2 separate regions of the Homo sapiens genome follow, and region 1 is linked to region 2. Evidence: read pairs that join two places in POLR2A ChIA-PET (ENCODE). Cell type or tissue: PC-9. All regions are shown on one strand. Each heading gives the region's core, and the rest is flanking DNA. Links, peaks and the distances in the headings are about the cores only.

Region 1 (7,501 bases), core at 901-5,900, 350 kb before region 2:
CAGCCTGGCCAGCATGGTGAAACCCCGTCTCTACTAAAAATACAAAAAATTAGCTGGGCATGGTGGCATGCACCTGTAATCCTAGCTACTTGGGAGGCTGAGGCCTCCCAAGAATTGCTTGAACCTGGGAGGCGAAGGTTGCAGTGAGTCGAGATCGTGCCACTGCACTCCAGCCTAGGTGACAGAGCAAGACTCCATCTCAAAAAAGAAAAAAAAAAAAAAGAAAGAAAAAGAAAAGAAAATGCAGATTCGGATTTATTATATAAAAATTCAGCTTCGGATTTATAGAGGGGCTCCAGATGCTGCCTCTCTGACAAGCTCCTAGATGACGCTGCTGCTGCTAGTTCAGACCACACCTTGAGGGGCGAGGCTAGGCCATCGTCTCTAGAATCTGAACAGCCTGCAGCGATGGGATCCACTCCCTTGTGAGGCAGCCAGACACCTAGCTCCGTGTGTCCATCTGCTACTCAGTGCTGTCTCAGTGGGGGCTGTGATCGCCTCCTACTTTGTGGCCCCCACCAGAGGCTGGTCAGCCAGTTTGCAATGGCTCCTAGTGGCCGGCGTGGGAGTTGCCGGGAACTGAAAGCAGGTTTGCAGGATTGTGGGTAGTGGGGGCACTGGGCGGGGCAGAGGGTGAGGCAGAGCAAAGGGGTCATTGCCTGCTTTGGGGCTGCACAGGAGATATGAGGTCATTAATTCCATCATTATAAACTGCAAGCCTCCATTCCTCTAGATGAAACCCTCATCCCCTAAGGATCCTACTAAACTCAAACTTGGCCCCCCAAAGATGGGGCCACTGGAAGCATCTTGAATTATACTTCCTTCTTGGTCCCCACCTTCAAATGGGCAGACAGGGAGCTCACGGCACCTGCTGTATGCTTTGGTTGTTTCTCTGATGTGGGTGGCGAGGGTCAGGCAGGCCACATGGGCTGATACCCTGATCCTGTCTCTGGGGAGTGGGTCCCTGGCTTACGGACACAGTCTACCCCCATCCCGTGTCCCTGAGTCCTCACTTGGGAAGCAGGACCGGGGACGCTCCCAGCCCTGAATCGAACACACTGACGTGTGCTAAGTTCCTGTCCCTCTCTGGAGCTCAGTTTCCCCATCCGTACCTGGCAGGGGGAGGAGGTTAGACTGGGGCAGAGGTGCTGAAAACCTAGCTGAGCTTCAGAAGCCACTGGACAGCTTATTAAAAATAAAGATTCCAGGTCCCTGACTCTGGGACTTCTGATTTTGTAAGCCCCAGAGTGGGTTGGGGGTCTGTATTTTCCCAAGTCTCCTGGCTGATGTGATGTACCTCCAGAGCTGGGACACATGCTGAATGGATCGAAAGGCCAAAAACATCCATGATATGGTTCAATTTATTCAGTCCTAAGATAAGTATCCGTATGCTGGAAAATGTACCAGACCCTACCATTTTCATCCTTGACTTGTTGCTTTTGCCTTTCTGTAAGCTCCCAGAGGGCTGGGGCTGAGCCCTCTGCCACCATTAACAACAAGGATCATCAAAGCTAAGTGCAGTGAGCGCCTACTGCATGCCAGGCCCTGTGCTGAGGGTTTGCTGTGCAGCATTTCATGTACTCCTCAGAGCAATCCTCTGAGTTAGATACTTTGAGGAAACTGAGGCTCAGAATGCTTAAGTAACTTCCTCAAGGTCACTCAGCTAATAAGGGGCAGAATTAGAACTGGAAGTCTAGCCAGGTGCAGTGGCTCATGCCTATAATCCCAGCACTTTGGGAGGCCGAGGCGGGCGGATTGCCTGAGCTCAGGATTTCAAGACCAGCCTGGGTAACATGGTGAAACCCCATCTCTATTAAAAATACAAAAATTGCCAGGCATGGTGGTGGGCGCCTGTAGTCCCAGCTACTCGGGAGGCTGAGGCACGAGAGTCGCTTGAACCCAGGAGGTGGAGGTTGAAGTGAGGCTGGGATCGCGCCACTGCACTCCAGCCTGGGCAACAGAGCCAGACTCTGACTCCAAAAATAAAAATAAAAAATAAAGAACTGGAACTCTAGTCCAGAGTCCTTGCCCATAACTACATGCCATACTGCCTCTTAGGGCATGTTGTGGGACTACTGGCCTTTGAGGCCAGGTCTGCATGGCTCTGAGGCTAAGGTGTGGACACCACACTACCCAGCCTGGCAGAGAAGTGGCTGGTTGTGAGGGTCTCACTGCCCACCTCGAAAGCCCGTGGCTGAGTGAGGTCTCTGTCTCTTCAGGTGCGTACCCAGCTGTGCCCGACACCATGTACCTGCCCCTGGCCACCTCCCCGATGCCCGCTGGGAGTACCCCTGGTGCTGGATGGCTGTGGCTGCTGCCGGGTATGTGCACGGCGGCTGGGGGAGCCCTGCGACCAACTCCACGTCTGCGACGCCAGCCAGGGCCTGGTCTGCCAGCCCGGGGCAGGACCCGGTGGCCGGGGGGCCCTGTGCCTCTGTAAGCAGGTTTGCAGGACTGAGTGGGGGCGGGTGTGAGCGGGAGGTCAAGGCCGTGGTGTCCTGGATCAAAGTGCAGCCCTCCTCTCTCTACCTCCTTGGGTGCTCACTTCAGGTATCCCATCCATTCCAGCTGAACTTGGTGTCCCAAAGCCCACTCCCCACTCCCTCCTCTCCCTTCTTGGCCTCTGCTTAAACCATCTCACTACCCCAATAACCTTTCCCCATCCCTACCTGTCCAAATCATTGCCAACTTTCAAAGCCAAGTTCAAACAGCTTCTCCCCTGAGAAGCCCCCCCAGATTCTTCAAACCAGATGCCACCACTCCCTTCTCAGGATCCTTACAACACTTTGGGGAAAATAAAAGTGCAACCTTTTAGGGCATAATATGTGTCCAGAACTGTGCTAAGCACTTACTACACAAGTCACATCATCCTCACAATAACCCTATGATGGGAAGTACTTTCAGACCTATTTTATGAATGAGGAAACAGGTTCACCAGCATTAAGGGACATGCTTCATGTCACACGGCACGGGACCAGATCCAACGGGCTCTAAGGAACAGTTTATTCTGTCTTCTCCCATAGTGGGGGCCCTCGGAGCACTGCTGGGATCCTGGGTTTGCCATGTATTCAGCAGTCACCCGAGCATGTGACATTCCTCACCACTCTTCTAGGCCTTGGTATTCTCTGATGCTTCGGGGCAGGGCTTTGCAAGCTGGCTCCAGTGACTGGGTGCCAGAGAATTAGTTGTTGTGGGAGGGCTGTCCTGTGCATGGTAAGACTTCTAGCAGCATCCCCGAACTCCACCCACTGTATGCCAGCAGCACTCCCCATCCCCCAAGTCATGACAGTCTGTCTTCAGACAGTGCCAAATTTCCCCAGGGGGCAAAATCTCCAGTTGGGAACCATCACTTTAGAGAAATGCAAAGAGGCAAGAGATTGTTCTTCTTTTTTCTTTTTTAATAATAAGCCTTGTAGAACAATTTGCCTCTTTCATCTATGTGCATGTCACACTTTTATAAAAATAAGAACGAAAGAGAGAGAGAGAGAAGCTCATGAATCATTGATAATGAATTCATCTGTAGGAAAAGCCTTGTTAAAAAACAACAGGCCAGGCACAGTGACTCATGCCTATAATCCTATCAGTTTGGGAGACTGAGGCGGGACGACCACTTGAGCCCAGGAGTTCTAGTCCAGCCTTGGCAACATAGTAAGATCCTCTCTCTATCAAAAAAAAAAAAAAAAAATTAGCCGGGTGTGGTGGCACATGCCTGTGGTCCCAGCTACTTGAGAGGCTGAGGTGAGAGGCTCGCTTGAGCCTGGGTGTTTGAGGCTGCAGTGAGCCATGGTTGCGCCACTACATTCCAGCCCGGGCAACAGACCAAACCCTATCTCCAAAAAAAAAAAAAAAAAAAAAAAAAAGTAATAACTCCATGTGAAATGCTTTATTTACAAGTACTGTAAGGATAAGGAGGGTGATTCGTTACACTGACTGAGGGATGATTGCTTATGAAAATGTATCTGAAGAACAATTGAGATAAGTAACACTTCGCTTACAAAGCTGTTATTTACATTTGCTGTGACACGTGTAAACAGCACCCACAGAGTTTATTTTACACTTGCACAGCCCTTACCACGTGTAAGACACTGAGGGTTTCACAAATATAAACTCATTTAATCTCACAACCACATGAGGTAGGTACCCTTCTCTTATAAATGGAAAAAAGGGGTACAGAGAGGCTAAGCAACTTGCCCAAGGTCACACAGCTCATAAGCGGCAGAGCTGAGATTTGAACTCAGGGAGCTGGCTCCACAAGCTCCATTGCTCAACTGCCTGACATGCAGCAGTTGATTAGTACATAGGCTGTGATTGTTAATAACTGTATTAAGGGATTTTTCTTATTCCATCTTAATTCAGACTTCAAACACCTGCAGGCCAAAGGCGTACTTGGGTCCCTGGTCCTTCCTGCAACTTCCCACCTTGGTCTGTCAACATGATGGGTGCTCAACAGTGTTTAATGATTTAAACTGAATTTAGAGGCCGGGAACTGGTGAACCCCAAAGAGTCCAGCTAAGACATCACAAAGGCTCAGTCTAGGGCTTTGCAGGGAACATACTGCCAAAAACCTCTCCCATCACTTACTCGTTGAACGCTCTTCTCTAAGGGCCAACTCTGAGCTGTGAGATGTGCTGCAGATTCACCATCGTGATAACAGCGCATCCAATGCCGGGATCCTGATCTTCCGCCCCCCAGAACGGCCTCCCCAGTCTGTTGAGAGCACCTCCATCCTTCTCATGGCTCAGACTCAAGACCTGGGAGTCGTTCTAGAGGTCTCTCTATCTCTCTCTCTTTTTTTTTTTTTTTTTTTTGAGATGGAGTCTCACTCTTTCACCCAGGCTGGTGTGCAGTGGCAGGATCTCAGCTCACTGTAACCCCATCTCTTGCGTTCAAGCGATTCTCACGCCTCAGCCTCCCAAGTAGCTGGGATTACAGACACATACCACCATGCCTCGCTAATTTTTGTATTTTAGTATTTCAGTAGAGACGGGGTTTCACCATGTTGGCCAGGCTGGTCTGGAACTCCTGACCTCAAGTGATCCACCCGCCTCGGCCTCCCTAAGTGCTGGGATTATAGGTATGAGCCACCACAGCCGGTCTAGACATCTCTCTTTTCTCACCTCCCACATACCACCCACCAGCAAATTCATCGTGTATTTCCAGCATCCGACACTCCCATCCCTTCTGGTCTGAGCCCCGTCATCATTGGCCTGGATTTTGCAGTAGCCCCATAATCATCTCCCTCCTTCTGTCGTTGCCCCTGGTCTATTCACAACACAGCAGTCAGAGAGCTCCTGGGAAGTCATAAGCCAGATCACCTCCCTCCTCTGCCCCAAGCCTTCTGGTGGCTTCCCATCTCAGAGGAAAAGCCAAAGTCCCCACAGTGGCCTACAAGGCCCCAACAGGATCCTGTTCATGCTTCCTCTCTGACCTCCTCTCCTCCTGCTCTCTGCTCCAGCCACATTGGCCCCTTGCTGTTCCTTAAATACCCCAGGCACACTCGTGCCTCAGGGCCTTTGCACTGGCTGTTCCCTCTACCAGCATTATTTCTCAGCAAGGCCTTCCCTGCTGGAGGATTAGATGAGCTAGGGGACTTACAGCATTTTGCCCCAAGCCTGGCACATAGCAGATGCTACGTGGAAGCATAACCCTCTCCTGTTTATTGAGCATCTGCTATGTGCCAGGCTTGGGGCAAAATGCTGTAAGTCCCCTAGCTCATCTAATCCCCCAGCAGCCCTGTGAGCCGGGTACCAAGGCTCAGAGAGGCAAAATAACTTGCCCCAGGCCCCACAAGTGGGAGCCAGAGTTGGAACCTAAGTATGTGTGGTTTTGGTTCTGAAACCCCTGTGTGTGTACAGACCTACTGGAAGGTTTTCTCAGAAGATCTGGGAGAACTTGTTTGCTAATGAGTCCTTTCCCCAGACGTAGCTCAGTGGCCACCCAGGTCTCACACACACGCTGTTTCCCGTCTGCACTTCCTGAGCAGCTCACACGCTTCACCAGCGCTCTTACTTCATTCTGTCTTGGAGATGATGCCCTCACACCCGTCCCCCTTTCCCAAGCCCATGAGTCCCTCAAGGCAGGAACTGTCCTCTTTCTGTCTGGGAGCACAGTGGTTGGCACACAGGCGGGAAACAGTAAATATCTCTGGAATGATAAGGAGTAGGGCTATTTTATCAGGGTCTCTCATGTGCCAAGGCTTATGCCAGCTATTCACTGAAGGGGCATTCCTACAGTACTGTGTGTCGCACCTAGGCTCTGAGCCCACCGGAGGGTGCAGAGACGCACACTGGCCGCCCCAGCCCTCAAGGAGTTCATGTCCAGTGGAGGAAGTGGCAATAACACCCATATCTTGAGGGCTTCATTGAAAGAGTGTTCCCTGAGCACCTAGGCCATGCCTAGCACTGTGTGCTAGAGGGTACGGACATGTCATCCCATGGAACCTGAAGTTACGATTACTGAGCTCATCATTGCTGTAGTTCAGGCCACTCAGAGAAGTTAAGTAACTTACTCAAAGACACACAGCCAGCAAGTTAAGCCCTGACCTGACAGTGATGACAGCACAAGTGGACAACGACTTTGTTGCATGAAATCTCAGCGTGTATAGAATACTTAAACTTTATTAATATATAGTAACTATACTAATGATAATAACAGAGTAGCTAGGACCTATGGAAGGTCTCTTTTATGTTGTGATCATTACGCCTATCATTCCGAGTAGTCTCTACCACCCTGGAAAATAAGTACCATTATATCCCAGCTTGCAAATGTGGAAACTGAGGCAAGAAGAAGTGAAATCACTTGGCCCAGGTTCACAGCTAAGAAAGGGCAGAGTTTGGGGGGTCAATCCAGGCCTGTCTTCTTGCAATCCCTGTGCCGGGATCCAGGGTGCCCCAGCAGGCTGGTGGAGGGCTGGGGAGAGGTGCATATCCTGGGCTGGAGCCCTGGGCAGGGCCCAGCTACTGTGAGGCAGCTGCCTCAGGCAGCGGGATCTGGGCAGCTCTGCAGAGAAGGCTGTGCCGCTTTGCGGGTCACCGATGGGGGTGCGGTTTTTCCTCCGCAGTGGCAGAGGACGACAGCAGCTGTGAGGTGAACGGCCGCCTGTATCGGGAAGGGGAGACCTTCCAGCCCCACTGCAGCATCCGCTGCCGCTGCGAGGACGGCGGCTTCACCTGCGTGCCGCTGTGCAGCGAGGATGTGCGGCTGCCCAGCTGGGACTGCCCCCACCCCAGGAGGGTCGAGGTCCTGGGCAAGTGCTGCCCTGAGTGGGTGTGCGGCCAAGGAGGGGGACTGGGGACCCAGCCCCTTCCAGCCCAAGGTGAGCGCAGCGGTGGTCCAGGTCAGGGCAGGACTGCCTGGGGGCGCCAAGGGCCACCTAGGGGGTGGGGTGGGGGGCGGCTTCCTGGGTACCAGGACCCAGGGACACATCAGAAGCTGGGAGGGGCGGAGGCTGAGGAGGGAGATAAGAAAGAGGAGTGGAGGGCCGGGCGCTGTGGTTCACCCT
Region 2 (7,501 bases), core at 765-5,764:
GGCCATCTGATGTATCTAATATCAGCTAAATTCATAATTCTTCCAGTCTTCCACATTTTTCACAAACACACTCCCATTTCCAGAAACCCTTCATGTTTCTTCCAGTTGCTTGTTGTCTCTTCTAATTCCTTGTTGTATCACTTAAATTATTTTCCCACTCTTATCCTCAGTGACCTCATCTCTAAAAGGAGGATAATGATGATACCTACCTTACAGATGGATTAAATAAAATAGTGCAGACAAAATGTTGAGTTCAGCATTTAACAGATGCAAATGGTGAAGTAATTAACATACTTCTTCCATATCTATGTGTAGAATCCAACAGTAACACAGCATTTGTATCCTGCTAACAGAGTGAGGCTGAACTTTAAACTAAAAATATGTCTACTTTAAGATACAACACATTTCCAGAGATCACATCTTTTAAGAGAAATCTCATCTGCACAAATGTTGTTGCTTTTACTTATTCAGACATCCTTTGGCAGACATCAGACCTCATCAGACTGGGTAAAGGCGATGGTGAGGGAATTCTAGGTGTTAGACAATAGTGAGTGAGTTCCCATAAGACATTAGTACTGTCAGGCTCGGAGCCCGTCCTCTTCCTTTACCCAAGACTGATGTGTTGCTTAGCCTTATGATGGCAAGGAAATTCTAAATAACCATGATTAAGAGGCTTATTTTAGTTTCTCCTTCCACTGTGATCTCTCCCAGAAAGAGACTCAGAAATCCTTATACTTGGTCTGATCTCTTCAGCAAAACCCACCTTCAGTAGCAAGCCTGTGGCTCTAGGGTTGGCCCTTATTTTGTCTTGTCCAGCAGGATGGTGTCTCTTATTCTTTTGATGATCTCATTCTTTCCAAAGTGTATTTCTTATAACAGAAGTTCTTTTTTGTTTGAATAAACAGTTTAAATGGACATGCCTTTAGAGATAACTTAGCCAGGACTGGAGCCCTGCTTCTTATCAGACATTACAAAACACAGACATTCTCATTAAGTGAACAGAGATTTCCTTTGATTTCAAAAGAATGTTAAGGGGAATTACTTTTAAGTTTAAAAGCTCCTTGAGGGCAGAACGCACTTCTTATTCTACACTGACTCTTCTTAGCACCCATCCAGAACCTTGTTGCATATGATGATGCCCCATGTAAGCTTGCTTCATTGGTTTCAGTGGCTTTTGTTCTTAGTTGACTAGAAATGAAGGATAATTTATTCATTTCTTCAACCAGTATTACGTTTAGCATAGTAAACAAGACAAGGTCAATCCCTTACAGAACTTATATCCTAGTAAGAGAGACAAGTAAAAGAAAATAAATAAAAATAATTACAAGGTACATAATTGTTTTGAAGAAAACAAGAGTCTGAGATAGAGGATAATGGAGAGGAGGCAGTCTTTCTAGATAAGATGGTCAGAAAAGGCTTGCCTGCATCCTCTGAGGAGTTGACATCTAAACTAAAACCTGTAGGTTAAGGAAGAACAGGGCATGAACCATGCAGGCAGAAGATTCATTAACTCTGTAGGCCACTGAGGCTGGAAAAAGTATGGCCTGTTTGAGGATCTGAAATAAAGTGTAGCTGTAGGGTCCTGAGCAAAAGAGGGAGTAATAGATTATGAAGTTGGAGGGGAGGCAGGGGCCAGCCATATGAGGCCCATGTAGCCACTCATGAGTTGGATTTTATTCTCAGTGCAATAGGAAAGAAACCTAAGGGTGAGGTGATTGGATTCATTTCTGTGTTTTTAATTATGTTTGTTGCTGTGAGATGATGGCAGCCTGGACCAAGGTAGATGGAGATGGAAAAAAGTGGTTGGGTTTGAGTTATACCAATATTTCAGGGACAAAATTGATAGGACTGCTAAAGGATTGGATGTTGGCAGGAGGCGGGGGTGAGGGAAAAGGAAGGATCAGGGATGATTTTGAGCAAATGGAAGAATGATGATACCATTCCTGAGATGGGGAAGACTGGGGAGTAAGGAGACAAGATTTGGGGATGAGGAAGGGATGTGACTCAAGAGTTTTGCTTTGGATGTGTTAAGCTGCAGATTCTATTAGCGTGGTGGCTCACACCTGTAATCCCAGCACTTTGGGAGGCCAAGGTGGGCAGATCACCTGAGGTCAGGAGTTTGAGACCAGCCTGGCCAACATGGCGAAACCCTGTCTCTACTAAAAATACAAAAATCTAGCCGAGCGCAGGTGGCAGGCGCCTGTAATCCCAGCTACTTGGGAGGCTGAGGCAGGAGAATCGCTTGAACCCAGGAGGCAGAGGTTGCAGTGAGCTGAGATCTTGCTGCTGCACTTGCCTGGGGGACAGAGCCAGACTCCGTCTCAAAAAAAAAAAAAAAAAAATCAGATCTCATCAGGCTTACTATCATTAGAATAGCATGGGAAAGACCTGACCATGCTATTTAATTACCAAGATTTAATTACTTTCCACTGGATCCGTCCCATAACATGTTGGAATTGTGGGAGCTACCATTCAAGATGAGATTTGGGTGGGGACACAGCCAAACCATATCACAGATTTTTCACGAGATAATCAGGGACTGAAATATCCAGTGGGAGCTGATCTGGATGTGCGAGTATGGAGTATGGGTATCACAGAATAGAGAGGATATTCACATCCTATGGGATAGATGAGGTACTGAATGGGTGATATTTCCCATACCTCGTGAAAACAGCTCAAGCTACTTACATGGCTGGATTGAGAATTTGCTGCTTCAAGATTCTGGCTGTAGCAAAACTGTAGAATCACAGTTATTTTACTGCAAGATATTCATTTGAAATGTATTTATGCCACCAAGGACCAGGAAGGTGAAATGCTACACTTGGCGCCATGAAACTATTGTCTGAGCTTGTTTTTCGGAAAAATCCATATCTGGATGATATGACTGAGTCATCAGCAGTGCCTGGCTGGCTGTGTTGTAATAGGTCAGATGTAACTTAAGCCCCAAAGTTCTTAGGACAGCCATAAATTAGTCTGAAGGTGGCTGAGATAAGGCAAGGGTGCTTGTTGCCTCCAGATTAGAATCAAGGGCAACAAAACTGCCTAGAAATTGGAAACCCAGGAGAAGCTTTAGGCTAGAGACAGGCAGCAATACTTTGTGAGAATTTTACTAACAGAAAAATAAGGAAGATACAGAATCATGTTTATCAAACTTGAGGATTTATAAGAAATACCTGTATAGCTTCTTTATTTTAGTTTATTTTTATTATTATTTATTTATTTTTGAGACAAGGTCTTGCTCTGTTGCCCAGGCTGGAGTGCAGTGGCTCAGTCACAGCTCACTGCAGCCTTGGAGTGGGCTCAAGCGATCCTCCCATCTCAGCATCCTAAGTATCTGGGACTATAGGTGTGCACCACCACACCTGGCTAATTTTTTTTCCCCCGTAGAGATGGGATTTCACTATTTGCCCAGGCTGGTCTGGAGTTCCTGGGCTCAAGCAATCCTCCCACCTTGGTCTCCCAGAGTGCTGGGATTCAGGCATGAGCTACCATGCCCAGCGTGAATACCTTCTTCAAAATGCAAAATCCTGTACCTCACCTCCCAGGGAGTCTTATTAAGTAGCTTTGGACTGGGGCTCAGGAATCTGTGTTTTTAGCAAGTGATTCTGATACAGGTGATCCATAGGTCATACACTGAGAAACATTGAGTCTGGAAAGACTTCTGAGATCATCTAGTCAGCCCTGTCTTACAAATGGGGAAATTAAGGTCTGAGGAGGAGAACGGGCTTGCCCAAAGTTGCAGAATAAGTTGCAAAGTCAGTGCAGCTCCACTAACTTATATGTCTTCATTTTGCAATTTATTCTTCATCCTAGTGGCTAGATGAAAAGCAAGTCTACCCTCCTAATTCCCAGCTCCCCTTCTTTCACACTATTTTTTATTTTCTTTTTTCCAGAGCACCTTCTAATATAAAAATAATTTACTAATTTACTGTGTTTATTGCTATTTTCCTTGCTTCATTAAAATGTAAGCTTCACAAGGGCACTGCTTTTTGTTTGTTTGTTTGTTTTCATTAAAGTAGCCTATGTGCCTCGAATAGCACCTGACCCATAGTAGGTGTTCAATGAGTATTTATAAATGGATGGGTGAAAAATATTTTGTTAAACTGTACATAAGTTAACAGGTATTATGTACCAGCCCTTAGGCATTAGCATGAAATAGAGTAGAATATTTTCTTTTTCACATGTTTGATTCTAGCTTGAATTAGAGGTTACAGAAACAGCTTATTTATGGAAGATTAATTAGAGACTTACCAATCATATGTACAATAATAATAAGAATAACAATAGCAACAATAACAACAGTGATAACATCCATTTGTGGAATATTTACTATCTGCCCAACACATACTATATGAAGTTCTGAGCTAAGACCATCAGACCATTATCTCATGTAAGTCTTAGTACCGCCCCAGGGTGGAGGAACAAAATAGTATTGTCTGTTTTCCAAAGGAGGAAACCGAGGCTCAAGAGGTGAAATTACTGTTTAAGGTTACATAGCCAGTACAGATTTAGGACCTGTGATCCCAAAGATTACATTCTTAACTACCAGTTACATTCAGTAGTAGGCTTGGGGAATTCTCTCTTTGCAGAAGGAATTGAAAATGCCAAAGACTAGGCAAGCATTGCTATTAGGGGTGTCCTTGGGCCAAGAACACCAACCTCTAAGGTAGTATAAAACCACAGGCTGGAAAGATGCATTTTTTTTTTCAGCCCGACTTTCCAGCATTTACCCACACTCTCAAGTCTTCCATTCTCACATTACAAAGAACCTTTCGTCTTGAACTATTAGGGTTTTCTCACTTCTCAGACACCCTCCCTGAAGCAGGCCAAGGAAAATTCCTGTGGTGACAGGCCATTTCTAGGGAGGCCACTGTAGCACTTCACACTTGCTCTCACCCCACCCACTCAAGGAAGGGTAGACAGACAGAGGGCCCTTTACCCAGCTCCTATACTACTTTCCTGTGGAGACCTCAGGAAAGGGCCGAGGATCATGATTTTCTAAATGTGGGCACAACAGACCTCTTGTAAGACTTTGAGTTCTTGAAACACTGTACCTATTAAACTGGTTGTGAGCACACAGAATAAAGTATCACCACCCACTGTGGATAATGTCAGCATTCATTCCCACCCCTGACAGCCAATATTGGCCAGGCTTGGAATCACTGAACACACATGGCAGCAGAGTCCCTTGCCCCATAGCTGCAGACACAGGTTGAACACTGGTGTATCCCTGGGCTTTTATGAAGAGAGAGGCTTATAACACCCATTGCCATCTTTACACACACAGTGCAGCAGGTACTGTGCTGAGAACTTTACAGCCGTGATCTTATTTAATTCTTACAATACATGTGATGAGACACTGCTGTCTGACTTCTGTAGATGGGGAAGGCCTGGAGAGATTGGTAACTTGACAGAGTCTCATGGCATCTGCAACAGGCAGAACCACATTTTAAACAAAGGTTGAGTTACTTCTAAAACCTGTGCTTTGCTAGTCTTCTGTTCTGCAACACTGGTTAAGAGCATAGACTCTAGAGCCATGCTGCCTGGGTTTGAGTCTTGATTCTGCCACTTACTAGTTGGGAGACATTGGGCAGGTTACTTAGCTACCCTCCTCCTTGGGCTGTTCATCTGTAACATAGGGATAATAATGTCCTTGTAGCATGGGTTGCTCTGAGGATTAAAGGAATCCATATATGTAAAGCACTCAGTGTCTGGTGCATAGAAAACACTAAATGCCAGCCATTATTATTAATTTATATATCAACTCATTGTTTTTCTTTGGATGATAGAAACTTAATCTCAGAAGTTTGAGGTTTTTCTAACTACCCACCCTTACCCCAACCCCTGCCAAGGGTTGCGTCTGTATTCCCAAGGGGCTTAGACTGTTACCTGGTATATAGTAGCCTCAAGTAAATGCTGGTGATGATAATAGGGCAGTGCCAAGACATTGGGGGTGTGGGAAGGCAGGGTTAGGGGATGGCATCTGCGCCTCATCAGCATCGATCCTCCATGGTGTCGTATCCTGAAAGTGGGAAAGGCGCTGTCCAGATAGACGCTTATCTCGTAGACAGAACAAGAACGGGGAGGCAACCATTATTTCACATACAGCAAGTTACTGTTATTTTAATGCCCTAACAATGAATCTATATTTAATTAACTTAAAAGATAGGGGAGGTGAGAGTATTATTCACTAAGTTCTTGGTCAAGGCACATTAAATCAAAGCGGTTAGCACTTAGATCTCTTCCAGGGATAAATTATCTCAGACAAGCTTCAAGGTATGCCATGCTTTGGAATGAATTGTCACTTTCCAACCACCACCACTCAACCTGTGATCTGACCACAGTGTCTTCCTCCTGTCTCCCTTCCCTCTGGGTGCCTGGGAAGGCTGGGCTTCTGCACTGTTCTGCCACTGACTTAAGCTTTGTCGTGACTATACCTTCCACTTCTCTTCTAGCTTAAGAGTTGGACAGTGGAGGACCTTCAGAAGAGGCTCTTGGCCCTGGACCCCATGATGGAGCAGGAGATTGAAGAGATCCGGCAGAAGTACCAGTCCAAGCGGCAGCCCATCCTGGATGCCATAGAGGCTAAGAAGAGACGGCAACAAAACTTCTGAGCAAGGCCAGGCTGTGAGGGCCCCAGCTCCACCCAGGCTTTGGGTGAATTCTGGATGGCTTGCCTCATGTTTGTTAGCCAGCACTTCTGCTCTGTCGTCTCTCCACAGCACCTTTGTGAACTCAGGAATGTGCGCCAGTGGGAAGGGCTCTCTTGACAGTCAGCGTGCCATCTTGATGTGTGTATGTACATTGGTCAGGTATATTATCTCAAAGGATTTATATTGGCGCTTTTAACTCAGAGTTTTAAACCCCAGGAACAGAGACTCCTAGTTGAGTGATAGCTGGGAAAGTTTTACATTGTCTGTTTTTCTTCTCCCAATAGCTTTCAATTGTTCTTTCTGGAAGACTTTTAAAAAAATATAAATATGCATATATATATATAAATTATAAATAGATTCCCCACGCAGTGTGGTGGCATCTCTGTACAGGTACAGTTTTAAACGGTTTGCCTCTTTTCTGTAAGATTATGGTACTGTGGAACATGAGGGCAGAGGACACCGGGAGGCTGTTAGGGGGTCACTGAATCCCAGGAGCCAACCTCCCCCTTTGCAGGGCTGCATTTAAAAATTAGGTTTGGGACAGTTCTTGTACCGTGGTTTCAGCCTTGTGTGGTCATCACTGGCTTCTGGAGCTATTGGTGATGTCCAAGGGAAAGCTTTGAGAGTTTATGTTTACTCTTTGAGTCCCAGGAGAAGCCTGGCACCCTCTTTGCAAATTGGCCTTTGCTCTTTCAATGCCTTTCATCCATCTCCACTCTCTCAACTGCCTAAAGTCACAGCACAGATACTGCCCAGTGCCTTAAGAGGAGACATGATCTCTACCAGGGACTCTCAGCAAACACGGGACTGTGTTCAGTCCACAAAGGAAAAGCGTTTTTGAAGCTCTC

The links. Peaks named below come from ENCODE experiments on the same cell type or tissue, not always from the same donor. Only the 100,000 strongest peaks of a DNase experiment are listed, where the experiment ranks them.
Region 1: POLR2A ChIA-PET joins it to region 2 with 6 read pairs; 1 of 35 experiments calls an interaction of 5 or more read pairs at or near these places.

What each region holds. Positions count from the first base shown.
Region 1 is chr20:44,717,678-44,725,178 of GRCh38, forward strand. CCN5 (cellular communication network factor 5) reads left to right here. Exons shown (of 4, transcript NM_003881.4): 2 at 2,220-2,436; 3 at 7,061-7,315. The region is part of intron 3 of KCNK15-AS1 (KCNK15 and WISP2 antisense RNA 1); the gene reads right to left. Among named protein-coding and RNA genes, the nearest start is that of CCN5, 6.1 kb to the left of the region's middle. In PC-9, for the core only: no CTCF peak of the experiment used is centred there; DNase peaks (open chromatin) are centred at 3,194 and 3,524; H3K27ac peaks cover 1,748 bases.
Region 2 is chr20:45,068,563-45,076,063 of GRCh38, forward strand. STK4 (serine/threonine kinase 4) reads left to right here. Exons shown (of 11, transcript NM_006282.5): 11 at 6,456-7,501. The coding sequence ends at 6,614. Among named protein-coding and RNA genes, the nearest start is that of KCNS1, 29 kb to the right of the region's middle. In PC-9, for the core only: no CTCF peak of the experiment used is centred there; a DNase peak (open chromatin) is centred at 2,929; H3K27ac peaks cover 798 bases.